Linked DNA regions of Homo sapiens: region 2 is linked to region 1. Evidence: chromatin loops called from intact Hi-C (ENCODE). Cell type or tissue: PC-3. All regions are shown on one strand. Each heading gives the region's core, and the rest is flanking DNA. Links, peaks and the distances in the headings are about the cores only. Region 1 has its middle 32 kb from the start of VIT. Region 2 overlaps CRIM1 (cysteine rich transmembrane BMP regulator 1).

Region 1 (8,742 bases), core at 285-8,284:
GCTAGAAAATAACTGTCTTGTACATTCCTCCTGTGGTTATGGTTTCCAGTACCCTTTTCTTCAATTAATTATATAAATATACTCAACTTCAAGGATCTTATTTTCCCCCAAATCATTCATGTGGTAACAAGGGAATAGAAAAGCCTTCATGAGCAAGTACATTGATGTTCCACAAAAGCTTCTGAAACATGTACCTCGAGTAGACACCAGTCTGCATCTCATTTCTTTAAGGCTTGTTTACCTAAAGTATGACAGGAATATTTTTCAATCAAAGCTATGGGGTGTTGTTGTTGTTTTTAAAATATCTTTTTTAAACCACCTTAACCATTTTTCAGTGTATTATACGGTGCACATTGTTGTGCAAAGAATCTCCAGAAATTTTCGTATTGCATATCTGAAACTCTATAGCCATTAAACAGTAACTTTTCTTTTTCCCCTCCCCCTAACCCCTGCTAACCACTATTCTACTTTCTAAGAGTTTGACTACTTTAGATTCCTCATATAAATGGAATCATGCAGCGTTTGTCTTTTTGTGACTGGCTTATGTCACTTAGCAAAACATCCTCAAGGTTCATCCACGTTGTAGCACATGGCAGGATTTGCTCCTTTTTTAAAGCTGAATAATATTCCATTGTATGTATAGACCACATTTCATTTATCCATCCATCTGTTGATGGACATTTAGGTGGCTTCCACCTCCTGGCTATTGTTAATAACACTGCAATGAACATGAGTATGCAAATCAATCTTTGAGATACTGTTTTCAATTCTTTTGGATATATACCCAGAAGTGGGATTGCTAGATCATGTGATAATTCTATTTGGAATTTTTGAGGAACCTCCATACTATTTTCCATAGCTGCTGCACCATTTTATATTTGCACAAGCAATGCATAGGGTTCCAATTTTCCCATATCCTTGCCAACACTTGTTATTTTCTGTGTTTTTTAAAACAGTGGCCATCTTAATGAGTGAGGTATATTTTTTCACCATCTTTTATAAAGAGCAAAATAATAACCAAGCAAACAATTTCAAGTAATTTAATTAAATGTTATCAAATCAAATCAATCATCTAACACTATCATCTTCCTGGCACTAACTTATTCTTTGTTTTATGCAAAAGTTAGTCAATATACACAGAACCTCTCATGCAGCAATTCAACCTTTAGGTATACGTTCAACATAAATCAGTACTTATATCCACCTAAAGACATGTATAAGAATGTTCACAGAGCTTTACTCACAATAGCCCAAAACTGAAGACTACCAAAGTCCAGAGACATTACAACAGATAAATAAATTGAAGTATATTTACATAATGGAGTACCAAACAGCAGTGAAAAAAAAAAGAACTGCTATATGTGACAACTTTGATGAATTTTATATACATAACATTGAGTAGGCCAGGCCAGATGCAGTGGCACGCACCTGTAATCCCAGCACTTTGGGAGGCCAAGGTGGGTGGATTGCTTAAGCCCAGGAGTTTGAGACTAGCCTGGGCAACAAGGCGAGACCTTGTCTCTACAAAAAATACACACAAAAATTAGCTGGGCGTGGTGACACATGCCTCTAGTTTCAGACGCTTGGGAGCCTGAGGTGGGAGGAGCACCTGAGCCTGGGTGGTCGAGGCTGCAGTCAGCCGTGATTGCACCACTGCACTCCAGTCTGAGTGACAGAGTGGGACCTTGTCTCAAAAAAAAAAAATTTTTTTTTTTAGTAAAAGAAGCCGGATACAAAAGAATACAATGATCCCTTGGTACCTGGGCATGATTGGTGATTCGTTCCAGGACTGCCCCGATACTAAAATCCGAGGATGCTCAAGTCCCTCATATGAAATGGCATAGTGTTTGCATATCCACACCCTCTCAGTACACTTTAAATCAGCTCTAGATTACTTATAATACTTAATACAATATAAACATTATGTAAATAGTTATTAGACTGTCTTTTTTAGTGAATAATGACAAGGGAAAAAGTCTGTACATGTTTAGTACTGATGCAATTTTTTTTTCAAATATTTTTAGCCCATGGTTGACTGAATCCATGGATGTGTAACCCATGGATACAAAGGGCCAACAATACATACTATATGATTCCATTTGTAAAGTTCAAAAACAGGCAAAACTATGGAGATAGAGCTCAGTATGATTCCCATTGGTGGGGTATTGACTAGTAAGCAGCAGAAAGGATTATTTGGAATGCTGTAAATATGTTATATCTTGATCAGGATAGTAGTTGCATGAGTATATACATAAACAAAACCTCATTAAGCTGCATAGTGTATTTGAATCTGTACATTTTCTTTTATGTAACTATCAAAAAAGTAAAAGAAGAAAGATTAGTCTTAGCAAGAGAACCTATTTTGCCTTGATAAAATACCCTCCTCTTTGTTTTTTTAAGAGAAACAAATAACCAAAAAAAAAAAAAAAGAAAAAAAAATTCCACTAGTAAGTGAGTTTGGGGAATGTTGGAGAGGGAAAAAAAATGCCAAACTTAGTATTGAAGTGAACTTTAAAAAATGGCAGAGACCTTTGCCCGGCCACTCCACCATGTGGGAAGTGAGGAGCACATCTGCCTGGCCGCCTCCCCATCTGGGAAGTGAGGAGCGCCTCTGCCTGGCCGCCCCACTGTCTGGGAAGTGAGGAGCAGCTCTGCCCGGCCAGCGTGCAACCTAGTGTGAAGTTACAGCCTAGTGTGTGATCTTTCTGCCCTCCCCTGGTTTGCATTTTCGACGTTAAGGTTTACTTTTTAAATAAAACTTTTAAAATGGAGAATAAAAAAATGGCAGAGAAATGGAAGAACGGAGACAAAATAAACTTTATTTACCCTGCACCTAAGCCACTCCTTAGAAGTAAATTAGAAAAGTAAGTTAACTTGGAGGGTACCCATAGACATCTAATTTTCTATGGTGTCCTCAGCACTTGAATTTGTTAATTTTTAAATGCTAAACTTTATCACTCAGTTGTCATTCACAACAATTAATTGAGCGTGCACTTTGAGCTTAGCTTTGTTTGTATGCAGTTGTTGCCTTGCATTGTTAGGCATAGAGTTACATTTGCTTGTGTTCATTCCTATTGCAACAAAGCAATCCAATGATGGAAATAGAGGACTGAAAATCAAGCCATCCCTGAAAGATTAGTGTTGTACATAACTCAGTTCTAAATAGAGTTCTGTCAATTCTTCAATATTAAAAGCAAACATTGCCTCATGAAGTCATCCTGATTTATAGCCACGGCCCTTTATTAGCAATTATAACATGGCTATGTCTAGATTTTGAGATATAAAAGTAAACCATATAGTAAATCCTAGTTTAATTAGCCTGTGTTTTCCATTGTAAGAGGCTTTGGCTAGCAGTGCCTATTCTGGGATAAACAATTAGGTGGTACTGGATTCCTCCGGGATTAGAAAATATATACAATTAAAGACAAACTTTTTCTTGTGTGCTGAACCACATGAAAATAGTTACATTTCCCACCACTGCCTAGCCCAAGCACTGTCATCTCTCACCTGCACAATTATAATAACCTCCCACCTAGTGCACCTGATTCTCCTCTTGCCCTTAATGTATTTGCTGCACAGCAATGACAACACCTCCCTTAAAACCTCAATTCGATCATAACCCTTCATTGCTCAAAATCTTTCTAAGGCTTCCCGTCTCCCGCAAAATAAAATCCAAAGACCTTATAATGAATTAAAAGGTCCTATATTCCCTGGCTTTATTAGCCTCTCTCCACTCCAGTCAGCTGGCCCTTTCCTGATCCTAAACACACCTCACTGAAAGCCTTTACCCTGCTCCCTGCGCCTCCCCCGACCCTCCTCTGTTCCCTAGATAGCCCCTAGATAACTATATGGCTTGCTCCTGCATTGCATTCTTGACTGAGTTCAACTCTCGCCTCATTTTAAAGACCTTCTTACCACTCTAAAATAGTCGCTTCAAACAATATCTATTTCTTTGTCTTGCTTTGTTTTTCATCATAGCACTTGTCAGCACCGGCTGTGCTCTAAATGGATGTGCTTATTTGTTTATTTGCCATGTTTCTCCTCTATAATGTGAGCTCCCCCTACTGGAGAGCAAGGACTTTGTTTTGTTAACGGTTGTATTCCCGCCATCTAGTACAGTGCCCGGCATATGGTAGACATTCAATAAATACTTGCTGATTAATTATATCATGAATGATAATGAATATTTATAGATTATGCAATCTGTATGAATTTTAAAGTCGGGAATTTGAAAGTCATTTCTAAGCTATATATTGTCTGAGCTATTACAGTATCAACAAAGGTATGTACAAACAGATTGATGTTTATAACATTGAAAAAAAGTTTCAACTTTCATCTTTCAACCTTGAACCTCAAACTTCAACTTTCATCCTGGCAACATGATATATAGAGAGCATAAATCTTTAGGATCTGACTATGTTATAATTGTTGGCCATCAGACTCAGTGTGCAGCAGCAAACATAGCTGTATTGGGGTTACAGAGCTGTAGTCATTGTTCAGATGTAGCAAGATGTTCCCTATAGTTCCTGGATATATACCATCTGGTGCTGGAATACTGTAACTTCCACTTCCCCACTGTTCAAGAGAAATATACAGACATACATTGCTCTGCAACAAGAGTCAGCAGACTATGGCATGTGCACCACATCCAGCTCAGCAGTCTATTTTTGCACAGCCTGAAAGCTATCAATAATTTTTACATTTTAGAGGGTTAAAAACAAAACAGAACAAAACAAAACAAAATGTGATAGAGCCCATATGTGGCTTAAAAGCTTAAAAGATTTACTGTCTGGCCCTTTAAGGAAACGTTTGCTGACTGCTGCTCTGCAAATTAGGCTGATGAACATGACTTTGGGAAAGAGAAAGGGTTTTAAAAATGAATGCCTGGAACAGAGAAGGTGTTGAAATACATAGTTCGGCTTTCTGAATCAGTCCCTATTACAAGGGCAATGGGTTTGCTAACCTGGGATAGAATGAATAAACTTTTGCAAAGACAGGGAAATGATACTGGCAAGAAAAGCATAAACCTCTCTGTGAACTTTGAATCTTGAGTTTCAAAAAGGGAAAATCTAAATAAAACTAATTTTAGAACTAATCTAAGGCAAAATATGAGTGAGAAGAGAAGAATAAGCCCAGTGGCATTGGGGCCAAGTTACTCTTTGCGGCAGGAACTCCAAGATGTCCATCAGTAATCATTCTCCCTGGCTTTTAATAATGGAGCTTCTTAATTCAAGCTTGGAAGAAGGCTGTCCATCTAAGGACAACATTCCCAGTCTCCCATGCAGCTAGACATGGCCATATTCCAGTAAGCAGAATGTGAACAAAAAAGATGCACACCATGTCCATGAGACTAACTTCTGGATAAGGTGAAATTGCCTGTGTTTCCATTTGCCCCTCCATCTTCCCATTGGCTGGGAGACGGAAGATGCAGATTGAGGTTGCAGTCACCCTATCAGCCTTGAAAAGCTTAGCTTGGTAATTTTTTGCAAGAGCAAAATTAGATCCTGTTTCATTTAAACCATTGCCTTTGGTGTGTTCTCTGTGACATCAACTTACACTGAAAGTCAAGACAATAATATTGCTTATGGCATTAGGTTTATATACATCAACGCCAAAATTTTTTTTAACATAAGATAGAGCGATTTTAAATTTTTAACGAAAGATACAAGACATTTCTTAGTTATCACCAAACTTTTCCTTAAAGGGCCAGAAAGTGAATCTTTTAAGCTTTTAGGTCACATATGGGCTCTATCATATTTGTTTTGTTTTGTTTTAACCCACAAAGAATTATACACATGTATTAGCTCACAGTGACATCAACTTACACTGAAAGTCAAGACAATGATATGCTTATGACATTAGGTTTATATACATCAATGCCAAAAAATTTTTTAAACATAAGATAGAGTGATTTTAAATTTTTAACAAAAGATACAAGATATTTCTTAGTTATCACCAAACTTTTCCTTAAAGGGCCAGACAGTAAATTTTTTAAGCTTTTAGGCCACATATGGGCTCCATCACATTTTGTTTTGTTTTGTTTTGTTTTTAACCCACAAAGAATTATACGCATGTATTAGCTCACAAGATATGTAAAAATATTGTTATGTTTTCTTTAGAAAATGTTAAGGTTTTCACAAGGAGATACTACCTCACACCTGTTAGGGTGGCTGTTATCAAAAAGACGAGAGATAACAAGTGTTGGTGAGGGTGTGGAGAAAACGAAGCCTTTGTACACTGTTGACGGGAATGTAAATTGATACAGTCATGGAAAACAGTATGAAGATTCCTCAAAAAATTAAAACCTAAACTACAATATGATCCAGCAATCTCACTTCTGGGTACATACACAAAGGAAATAAAATACATATATATTTAAGAGGAGGGCCTTACTCTGTCGCCAAGGCTGGAGTGCAGTGGTGTGATCATAGCTCACTGTAGCCTGGAACTCCTGAGCTCAAGTGATCTTCCCACCTCACCTTCCCGAGTAGCTGGCAGGTATATGCCACCAGGCCCAGCTAATTAAAAAAAAATTGTTTGTAGAGACAGGATCTCAGTATGTTGCTCAGACTGGTCTCAAACTCCTGGCCTCAAGTGATCCTCCTGCTTCAGCCTCCCAAAGTGCTGGGCTTATGGGCATGAGCCACTGCACCCGGCCCAAATCAGTACCTTTAAGAGATATCTGCACTATCATGTTCACTGTAGCATTATTTACAATAGCCAAGATATGGAAACAACATAAGTGACCACTGACAAATGAATGGATAAAGGAAATGTGGTATCTACACACACACACGAATATTATTCAATCATAAAAAGAAGAAAAGTCTGCCATTTGCAACAACATGGATGAACCTGGAGGACATTATGTTAAGTGAAATAAGATACAGCAAGATAAGTACTTTATGTTCTCAGTTATATGTACAAACTAAAAAAGTTGAACTCACAGAAGCAGAGAGTAGAATGGTGATTGCCAGGGGCTTAGAGATGGAAAAAAATGGGGAGATATTGGTCAAATATACAAACTTTCAGTTATAAGGTGAATAAGTACTATGGAGGTAATGTAAAGCATGGTGATTATAGTTTATTATATTGTATTGTCTACTTGAAATTTGCTAACAGAGTAGATCCTAAGTGTCCTTATCACCACACACACACACACACACACACACACACACACACACACACAAATGGTAACTGTGTGGTGATAGATGTGTCAGTTAATTGAATTCTGGTAATCATCACACAACGTACACCTATATCAGATAATCACATTGTACACTTAAATATATATAATCCGTATTGTCAACTATACCTCAATGAAGATGGTGGAGACAAAAATGTTATGTTTTTAAAATTTTAAACTAAAACTTTGATTAACCATAAATTCATTTTTGTGCAAGAAGGTAAGGAATTCGTGGGTTTTGTTGTTCCAAAGAGCTACCCTGTTGCCCAAACATCATTTCTTCAATAACCTAGCTTCTCCCCACTGATTCAAAGAGCTAACTTTATTATCCACGCATGTATGCATTCCTTCTTTCACTCCACAAACACTGACTGAGTTACTGCTGTGGCATGTTCTGCGCTAGATGCCGGAGGGACAATGATGAGCAGAGAATGGTCCCAGCCATCGTGGAATATGGAGTACCGAGGAGGAGATCATAATAAGCAAACAGATAAGTATTGCAACTTGCAAAGTGCTGCGAAGGAAACAAATGACCACAGAGAGAAAATAATGAAGCGTAGATGTGGGGCAGTTTCCTCTCACAGACTGCTTGAAGGAAGTTCCATTGAATGGGAGCTGGAGCTCAAATAATAGGATTGAGCCAGCCTGGGAAAGAGTCGGGGAAAAGCGCTCCATGTGGAAGGAGCAGCTCATGCAAATGCTCCGTAGGGGGAAAGAACTTGGCTCTATGGAGGACGGAAACTGGCCAGCGTGGCTGAGACCTGCTGAGCATAGAGAGGCATGCTGTGAGTGAGGTTAGCGGGAGAAGCGGGTCTGGCCACTCAGTGTAGGAATATGGATTTAATTCCAAGTGCAAGGAAAACCACTGAAAGCTTTTAAGCCAAAGGTTTATATATAACCCTATTATGTTTTTAGGCAATGACTCTGGCTGTCTTGGGGAGAAAGCCTAGAAAGAGATTAATAAAAGAGATAGGAGACTATAATTTTTAAAATTGGGAAATTATTGCAGTAAATCTAGGGAAAAAAAACTTTCATATACCTTAGAATTTATTTCCGATATCTATTCCATTCCATTGATCTCGATTTTTATTCCTGCACCAGTTTTGTATAGCTTCATAATAGTTTTGATTTGTCATCGAGCAAGTTTTCTCATACCCCTCAACTCCGAATTTCCTCAATATTCCTGCATGTTTATTCTTCCATTTGATCTTTGCGATGATACTGTCAAGTTCCACAAGTAATCCTGATGAGATTTTGATTGAAAGTGCCTGAACTTTACAAGTTAATTTAGGGAGAATTAGCATCTTGGTAGTAGTAAGCCTTCCTGTCACCCAAAAGACATATCTCTCTCTACATTTATTTCTGCCTTCTTGTCTTCCTTTATGACCCTCTGTAAACTCATTTTTATACTAATTTTTGTATGCTAGACCTGTACATTTCTTTTGAAGTTCACTTCTTGATAATTTAGGGGGTTTTGTCTTTTTTTTTTTTTTTTTTTTTTATGGAGTCTCGTGCTGTTGCCCAGGCTGCAGTGCAGTGGCGTGATCTCAGCTGAC
Region 2 (8,742 bases), core at 469-8,468, 200 kb before region 1:
AACCTAAGACTGTGTTGTTGCCAAAGTGCATTCCCCAAACCTCTGCCCTCTAAAGCGTTGGATAGGAGACAGAGTCACCGGAAGGGAAGGTTTGCATGAGAGAGGAAAGCAACCATGTGCAAGTAGCCAGTGGTCAACTTGGAGAATGCTGACCTCCCTTCCATCCCAGGTGAATAAGTGAGTAGGATGTGGGGATTCTCAGTCTCACTGGAGATGGCTATAAGGAAATAGAATCTTTAGGGGAGAGCCAGGTAAATGTTAGAAACAAATTCGAGTGGTGCATTGTGTGATATGTTCGGAGGATGGGGGAGTTTGTCTGCAGAGGAAAGTTTGGAGGAAGCAGGGGAGTCAGTTGGAAGGGATGAGTCCCAGAGCAGTGCTCTCTGGGGATGTGCATTCCTTGGAGGATGAGAGACAATACGGTCTTTCACTTTGCACTGATGACAAGGATGAGAGGCTGGGAATTGACTGCCCAAAGGAATCCAAGTGGATGCATGCTTAAAGTCATCTGTTTCAGCACTAGCTCAGGCCCCAGATGGTTCTGGCGGCCTGAAGGAGTGTTAGCAGCCAGGCAATGGAGGCTTTGCTCAGATTTTCAAGTAGAAGGTTAGTCCAGACATCGTTGGTGTTTGTTCTTTGTGTGCTCTGGGGAGAGGATTTAATAGTCAACCTCCCATTGTGTTCTCATTTGTGGTTATATATAAAAGCTTCCCTAAACTAAATTCCCTAAACTTAGGGCCAGAACCCTGTGTATCCCCAGCCGCAATCCAGCTTAGTACCTGCTGCATGTACACACTCGGTAAACAGCTACAAAATCATTACGTGTTCATAAACAAGCTGATTCATTGTTCCAAAGCATCTATTTTCTGAGGCAGTTGGAAATTCCACTCTGAAGTGGGAATAACCTATGTTGCTAAACTAAAACTTATTCTCCACTTCCCAGCCCAGTTCTCCTTTCCACAGCGTGATGTGCCAGTTTCCCTTCCTCCTTTTCCAAACTAGTCCTTCATGCAGCTCTCACTCCCATCCTGTCTTACTCTCTAAAGCCATCCTACCAGCCGTGAAAGCAGATGCCATTGTCTTCCCCTAGACCTACGGAAGTGAAGGCAGGGAGCCTTCCGTTCCTGGGACTTGGCCAGCTCTCGATGTGTGATATCGGATTGTTGAGCTGGACTGAGTGGCCCAGGATTTCTGCCAGATCCCAGCTGTAACATTTCAACAGGGGCACGGGCCCTGCGATTACTTTCAGCTGTGTTTCTGCTGTGTCTGTCTCCACCCCCCCACCACCCACCGCTGGGGTTGAGTCCCTTCAAAACTAACCCTGATTTTTTTTTTTTTTAGCCACTCACGTCAAGGTAGTAATTTGTGAAAGATGCCGTTGTTTTCTCCCCACCACACCTACTTTCTGTGGGGCAGAGTCCTAGAAGATAATTGTTAAATTCTTATAGGAACCACGTAGACTTACAACTTCTGTTCTCCTGCAGCTTATACCACTTTCCTTTCAACTTAGCACCTTAAGATAAGCTTCCGGAGCCACATGCCAGCCTCGAGGAGGAAGCTAGGAAGAGAAGAGCTTAATGGCTGCTTTATTATTATTACCAGTAGTAGGAAGGCAAGGGAATATTTTATTTTATTTTTATTTATTTTATAAATTTTTTATTTCCATAGGTTTTTGGGAAACAGGTAGTATTTGGTTACATAAGTTCTTTAGCGGTGATTTGTGAGATTTTGGGGCACCCATCACCTGAACAGTATACACTGAACCCAAACCTAATTGTCTTTAACTTATACCTTCCCTACATGTGAGCATGTCCTTTGATTCCTCCCCCCAGAAAAAAACAAAGCGTAAAACAACAACAACGAAAGGCAGAGTGATTTTTTCTGGTGGTCTTCAAAGGGAAAGTGTTGAAGAAGGTACAGTTTCTGCTCACTGTACACAGGGGAGGGATGGCTGCGGGGGGAGAGTGTGATCCCCAGGGCAGGGCTGCACTTGCTGTGGCTACAGCACATCTGTCAGTGTTAGGGGGTGTAAATGCCAGGAAATCACGCAGGAATAAGCTTGAGACAGGGGAGAAAGGGTGAAGGAGGGTTAGTTATTCATACACAGATAGTAGTAAATCTCTTATGGTGAGGCACGAGGAAAACTGTGAGCCTAAGGAACTTTCATAGGGAGGAGTGCTGTTTTCCATAAGAAGGGTTGGACCCTCAGATAGGAAACCTGTTTCTTTTTGGATATTTTATTTGCAGCCTTTAAAAAAAAAAAAACTTACACATTCCTGGAAAGAGTAAGAAATTTAATCAGTAGAAAGATAGTACATCGAATTTAATTAAAGTTGCAGCTACTTTTTATAGAATAGCACTGTGTTTTATATGTCATTATAATTTCCATTCCCGACAAGCTATTTCATTAACACACTGTGTAGAATCCTAGTAACACAAGGGCTTTGCCCTTTTTGCTCCTCATTTATCCTTGTTTCCTGACTAAAGGGCGACCTCCCACCCACCTGTAAGTAGTTTTTAATTTATAGGCGGTCATGTCTCCACTTTTGAAGGCCTCAAGCACTCACTTCCGGTGTGTAGTAGATCCAGTATTGAAAGAAATCTTTTCCAGAAGACCTCACTGACTTGTTTTCCTCTAGGATACGGGCAGAGGAAGATCAGAGTCTGCTGGGGAAGATGAGGAATATGATGGCTTGCTGCTTCCGAGCTGCCTCCTCTGCAGAAGGAGCCTACTATGGGGAATGTTAGGATAACATCAGCACCCACACCAGGAGGATACCTCTGGGGTGACGGGGCGAGGCAGAGGTTGAGGGGCATTCCTGTTCTTTGCTGAAAGGGCTGTGGGAGGGGCAAACAGGACTCCTAGCCCTGTGGCCTCCTCCAGGAATCTCCTGTAGGTTATCTTCCTTTAAGGTTTTTCTGGTCATTGTAGTAAAACAAACTGTTGACCCTTGCGCTTAGTTATGTAGGGTCTGAAACATGCCTAGTGGTAGGGAGACAACAGCATCTAGCATGTTGTTTCTTTTCCGGCCTTGCTTAGAGTTCTTTAGTAGGGAAAAAAAAGTTATATAATTATTATGCCCCCACGAAAAACAAAACGTCACCAGTGCAAAGGCCCTATCTTGAGCTGGGCCTGAAGGTTGAGGTGCTTGGAGAGGAGGAGGATCAGGGGAGTAAGGGACACAAGGTGACTGATGTTCCTGAAGGACAGGGTGCAGGTGAGTGAGAAGAGGATGAGCTGAGGTCAGTTTGCAGCAGTGACGGGAATGGGAATGGCAGTGATAGAATCAAAGGATTTTATATTTAGAGAAGAGTTTATTATGATCCACCTGTCTCACTTTATGGATGAGAAAACAGTCTGCAAGAGTTTAAGTAGCTTGCTAGCAGTCACACATTTTTCTTCTTTGGGTGACAGTATTGGATAAATTGGTAATATTTCTGTTCTTTTCTTCCCTCGTGGTATCTCTCACTTTTAAGCAATGGTATTCAGGCAGGAAGGAGTCTTTGTAAGTGATCTAAAACAAGTACTAGTAATCATTGTTCTCATTATAATGTTAAAACTAGTTGTACTTGTTTTTTGCTTTTTTGTTTTTTTTTAGTGGAAAGTACAAATTAAACTGTGACCACCCAGGCTTTGCGCATCTAGGCACAAAGTTCTTGGAAAGTGGATTGCAAATTCCCATCAGCAGACTCTCCTGGAGAGCCTATTATATGGGCAGATTCTGGAGCCGCTCCCCAAACCTGCAGAAAAACAATGTTTGAGTGGGTACCCTGGCATCTGCATTTTAAACACATTCCATAGTCTTTCCTTCCACATACTAATTTTGAAAAGCACTGTACCTAGAAGCTTGCAGTCTAAAATGTATAAAAATAAAAAATATAAAACAATACATGGTCTAACCCCTGACTTAGTATCCATGAAAAAGTTTATTTCAGATTATTGGTTGGGTACCTTTATCATTTTTTTACTATTATTTATAAGACAAGTAAGACATGCCCCCTGCACTAGAGGAATTCACAGGAGAAACAGTCTGATTTTGATTTAGTATGATGGGCCGATGCACTTCAAGAGTTACTACCGTTACGTACTGTTGCAAGTCAGAGGAGGGAAAATTAATCCTGTTTGTTTTTTGACCAGAGAAGGTCTTACAGGGTAGATGGTCTTAAGGTTGTGGGGAATTCACCAGGGGCAAGGGAGAGGCAGGGATTTGAGGCTGGGTGGACATGAGCTGTGGCTGGAGTGATAAGGGGTGGTGGCAGGTGATTGAGTGACATCAGATCATCATTGTTGCTGGAGTGTAGGGTGTGTGCAGGAACCAGTAGAATATGGAAACTAATAACAGGTAGAGGCAGACTTAGGAGCACCTTGCAAGCTATGCCCAGGAGCTCGGACTCTGACCTTCTGGCCTGCCTGGGATTGTCTGTGAAGTCCAGGAAGCAAAGGACATGAAGGGAAAGCTTAAATGTGTACTCACCGCCCTTCAGTCAGCAGAACCTCCTAAGGGGGTGAGTGCCCTCTAGGGGTTTCCATGATTTCTGAGTTCCATTGTACTCAGGCACTCAGGTGCCCACTGAGCTTGAATCCATTACCTACTTGAGAAAAAAAAAAGACAGCTTTACCAAGTCCCACCTGGCTGCAGCTGTGGTTACATTATGCAAAAATTTATTAATGTGGTACCTCGATTGATCATTATATTAACTCTAAGGATTACATTAGAGGCTTTATTTTTCTGGTTACTTGCAAATACAGGTTGCATCTTCTTTGAAGTTAAAAAGCCCTTAGCCCACATATTGTATGATTCCATTTATATGAACTATCCAGAATTGGCAAGTCCATAGAGACAGAACATAAATTAGTGGTTGCTAAGGGCCGGAGATCAGGGGAAAGGGAGTGACTGCTAGTGAGTACAGGATTTCTTTTTGAGATGATGAAAATGTTCTGAAATTAGGTACTAGTGATGGTTATACAACCTTGTGAGTATAAAACCACTGAATTGTGTACTTTAAAAGGGTGAATACTTATCGTAAGTGAATTATATCTCAATAAAGCTGTTTTGTTTCATTTTTTAAAACCTTAGCACTTCTGCTCAAGGTCATGCAAATAGCTCTGCCTGGGGTGGCCTTTATGAATTCACAGTAGAGAAATCTCAGTGCTCTCCTCACTTTCTTTTGTGTTTTTGTTTTGTTGTGTTACTGTTATTCCTGTCTTGTTCCTCTGCAGTTCACTTCCACTTAAGAAACATTTATATGACTAGACATGATAGGTACTAGAAGAGCTTATGTTAAGGTGAGTCCTCAAGTTACCACAAAATAGAGAAAGAGGGTGCTGTAAGAAAAGTGTGGTGTTTGGGGGTTCAGAGAAGAAGCTGTTATCCGAGGTTGGCCTAGAAAGACAACTGGGCATAAGGGCTGGATGAGGAATGTGCAGAGGCCATTAGGGCAGGCAGTGCAGAGACAGCAAAGTGCGGACTTATTTGGAGAAAAGAGCATGACCGTAGCAATGGAAAATGAAGGGAAATACTGGGAAACAGAATTGAGAAAGGGTTATATGGACTTCAGAGTGTTGAATGCTAGGCTGAGAAAGTGATACATAAAATGAGGAGTAATGGAAGATAAATTTTGACTGCAGAAGTTTGGGAACTGAGCCTTAGGATGGGTGTAGCATGGTTTGGGAGAGACAGAGACGTGGGCAGGGGGAGATTGGACTAGAACTGGAAATTGGGGAGAGGGCTTCAGAAATGAGGGGTAAGTGTTGAAATCAGCTCACTGCAGCTTTTCTCATGAAATGCTGTTTGCTCTGCCCCTTTTGTGTTCTCCTTTCCTTTGCTTGCTCCTTATCCAGAGATGGGGATAAAGGGAGGGAAAGATTAGGGAGGACAAAAAGAATTAAAATGAAGAGAAAGAATGTGGTGAGGACGGTACAGGTTGCATGCGTCAGTTCTTCTGTAGTTCAGCATTTCCTGTTCATGACTCAGTAGAGGAAAATCTAGTCTCTTCTAGTGGAAAACACAGAGAACAGGAAACCCTATTTAAAATCAGGTCACTTGACTAAGCTGTGTAACTCCTGTTCCCATCGGTGAAAGGGAAGAATACCTCCTGCAGTGTGTGTTAACCAGAGAATCTAGAATAATCTTACTGAAGAATTTTTTAAAACTACATGGGACTCATATCATTTGTAGATATAACAGACTTCCTGGGCAAATATGGGTCATGATGGGGTCCCCTTTTGTTACCTGACAGAGTGAATGTAAACATACCTGTTAAAAGATAACTCATGTGAGTTGTATTATGTTGAAAATAAGGAATTGCTATTTGACCATTTCGAACTGCAAAACTGGCAGTTTCAGTAAGGTTTTAACCTAATAGATAGCTACCCAATAGATATCTGACCTAAGCCCAGATTTTTACCTTTTGTGGTTCTTTCATCAGCTCTTTCTTGATTAAGATGCTAATTTCACGTTCAGGGGAAGCTGTGAAAAGTCAAAAGATGGCAACAGGTAGATCAGAAGGCTTTGCAGGGAAGGAAACAAGGAGACAGGAGCTGGGGTCACACCAGCTAGCAAAACCAGGATCTTTATTATGCAGTCAGTTTAGTTGTAAAGATTCAGCATAAAACATTTTCCTTTCCTAGGTGGGTTAATAGGTGGTTGGGTGCAACTTCAGCTCTTCTGTAGCCTGCTGGAGACAACTTGTAAGGGACTTTAAAAAAAAAATAGGAATATTTAAATGTTAGGAAGACGTAATGCATATAATGTTTACTCTTTGGGTGACAGGTACACTAAAAGCTCACACTTCACCTCTATGCAATATATGTCTATAAGAAACTTGCACTTGTACTCCCTAAATGTATTTTTTAAATTGTAAATTTTTTAAACAAATGTTGGGAAAATAGGTCAAACATAAAAGGGGAAAAAAGACTTCATGGCAGACTTAGTCATGGTGTTCAGTGTGGTGTGACTCCTAACAGCATAGCAGAGAACCCAGCACGTAAGTGCACGTGTTCAGTAAAGGTTGTTCAAGTGTTGAAGGACAACATCTGAAGAGGTATTTTTTGGTTGACTGTACACTCTCAGGTGTTTAGAGTAGAATGATTCCCTGGAGCACGTGTGTAGGCAAGAATGTGGAATCATAGAAGATTTGTAAGAGAAGGTTAATCAGCTATTCTTGCGGGATGCTTTCATTGTAATCACATCTACACATTGGGGCCAGGGTGTGGCCTGTCAGTATTCTAGCCCCATTTATCTATAAACTCCAGAGAGTTTTAAGTTGTACAGAGTGCCAAGTACAATAAATGTAAACAATATAATGTTACTGTTATATCACAGCAGTATGATTATGTGCTTACCACTGCAATGGCTAGGGATATAAGCGTGACAAAGTATGGGATGACCTTATCAGGCACTAAAAGCCCAGCTCACATTTACTCAGCGCTAGAAAATGATTGTCCTGCAGGAATATAGCGTATGAATTGAGAGCTCCAAGCTCTACTCACACAAAACAGGCAAACCTTTACTTGAAACCACTGGTAGAAATACAATTGCAGCAAAACCTGAATGACCTAACACCCTCTTCTCCCAGGAATCCAATAGAACTGCCACCCCACATGGAAGAATCCTCAAGGAGCCTACCTTGGGGTGATAGTGGGGTGTTTAAAGCCACCTTTCCAGTGGCTTTAATAGTCCTTGATGCAAATCATAACCTAAAGTAATTTCTTTTCTAGTTCCATGGTTAACTATAAATGTAATTAAATCTCTGGGCCTCATTATTGAAGTACTTGTGGACTATAAGCATATTTTAATTTATTAAAGATCCAAAGAACAATAAGTGAACAAACCAATTACTTAAATAAGAAGGGGGGACAAAAGCACAATTAATGAATGTATTGATAGTTTTCCCTGCTGGGAACATTACCTTTCCTGATCTTGACCTCTACCGTATGTAAATACCCACATACTTCCTGCCAGGATGTCTTTTTTTAGGATGTCTTCCTTTTACTCCTGTCAACCTGGGAACTCCCGCCGTCATCTTCTCCACCCTCTGACCCATACATCTCTCCCCAGGGGAGTCCCAGGGCAGAAATCTAGCGGCTCTTTCCTCATCTTACATTCACATGCTGACACCCAGCTGCCCTAAGTTTCCTGTGTCCTGCCTCTCTTTCATTGTAGCAGATGCAACATTTTGTCTCCTCTTATTTCACCTGCCCGTATTTGCCAGGCTTCTGCGTTTAGCAATTTTTGCAGCAGCATCGAAGTTAGGGGTGAGAGCCAGCACAGCCAGCTTGCAGCTCATGGAACACCCCCATTCATGCGTGCAGAGAGATCGATGCTCAGGTGGGAGCTTAAGATCCAAAAAATTAAGACTTTCAGCTTCCAAGATAGCTGTCATAAAGTTCACTTACTACAGCTTAGGCCCTCTCTTTATAAAGAGCTCCTCAGTCTTCAGTCCGTTTCTTTTATTGTGCACAGTCATAAATTAAATATTGCTCAAGATGAGAGTGGACTTAAGACAATCACACTGACAAGAAAATACTAAAAAGCTAATAACTTAATCATTGAACCAGGAGTCAGAAAATCTCTGAAAAACCCTAAACATCAGTTGCAGCAAAGGAGCAACATGAGGCCATTTAGCACGGGAACACTCACTCTGTATTAGCCTGTGCAAGCATCGATTCACAGAAGAGCATAACAGATACATATGAAGATGTCCCTGAGTCAGCCAGAAAATGTTTGTTACGCTCAATAC

Evidence for each region. A loop is a pair of places that touch in the nucleus more often than their neighbours do. Peaks named below come from ENCODE experiments on the same cell type or tissue, not always from the same donor. Only the 100,000 strongest peaks of a DNase experiment are listed, where the experiment ranks them.
Region 2: a loop joins it to region 1, with 5 times the contacts of the local background. A loop is called at or near these places in 7 of 110 quality-filtered maps.

The regions. Positions count from the first base shown.
Region 1 is chr2:36,660,243-36,668,984 of GRCh38, forward strand. No RefSeq gene overlaps it. Among named protein-coding and RNA genes, the nearest start is that of VIT, 32 kb to the right of the region's middle. RefSeq lists an enhancer at 1-38. In PC-3, for the core only: a CTCF peak has its summit at 4,060 (motif pointing left); a DNase peak (open chromatin) is centred at 4,049; H3K4me3 peaks cover 296 bases.
Region 2 is chr2:36,455,505-36,464,246 of GRCh38, forward strand. The region is part of intron 4 of CRIM1 (cysteine rich transmembrane BMP regulator 1); the gene reads left to right. Among named protein-coding and RNA genes, the nearest start is that of CRIM1, 100 kb to the left of the region's middle. RefSeq lists an enhancer at 3,094-3,773 and silencers at 5,262-5,556, 5,682-5,976. In PC-3, for the core only: a CTCF peak has its summit at 4,524 (motif pointing left); DNase peaks (open chromatin) are centred at 4,507 and 5,997; H3K4me3 peaks cover 555 bases; H3K27ac peaks cover 3,154 bases.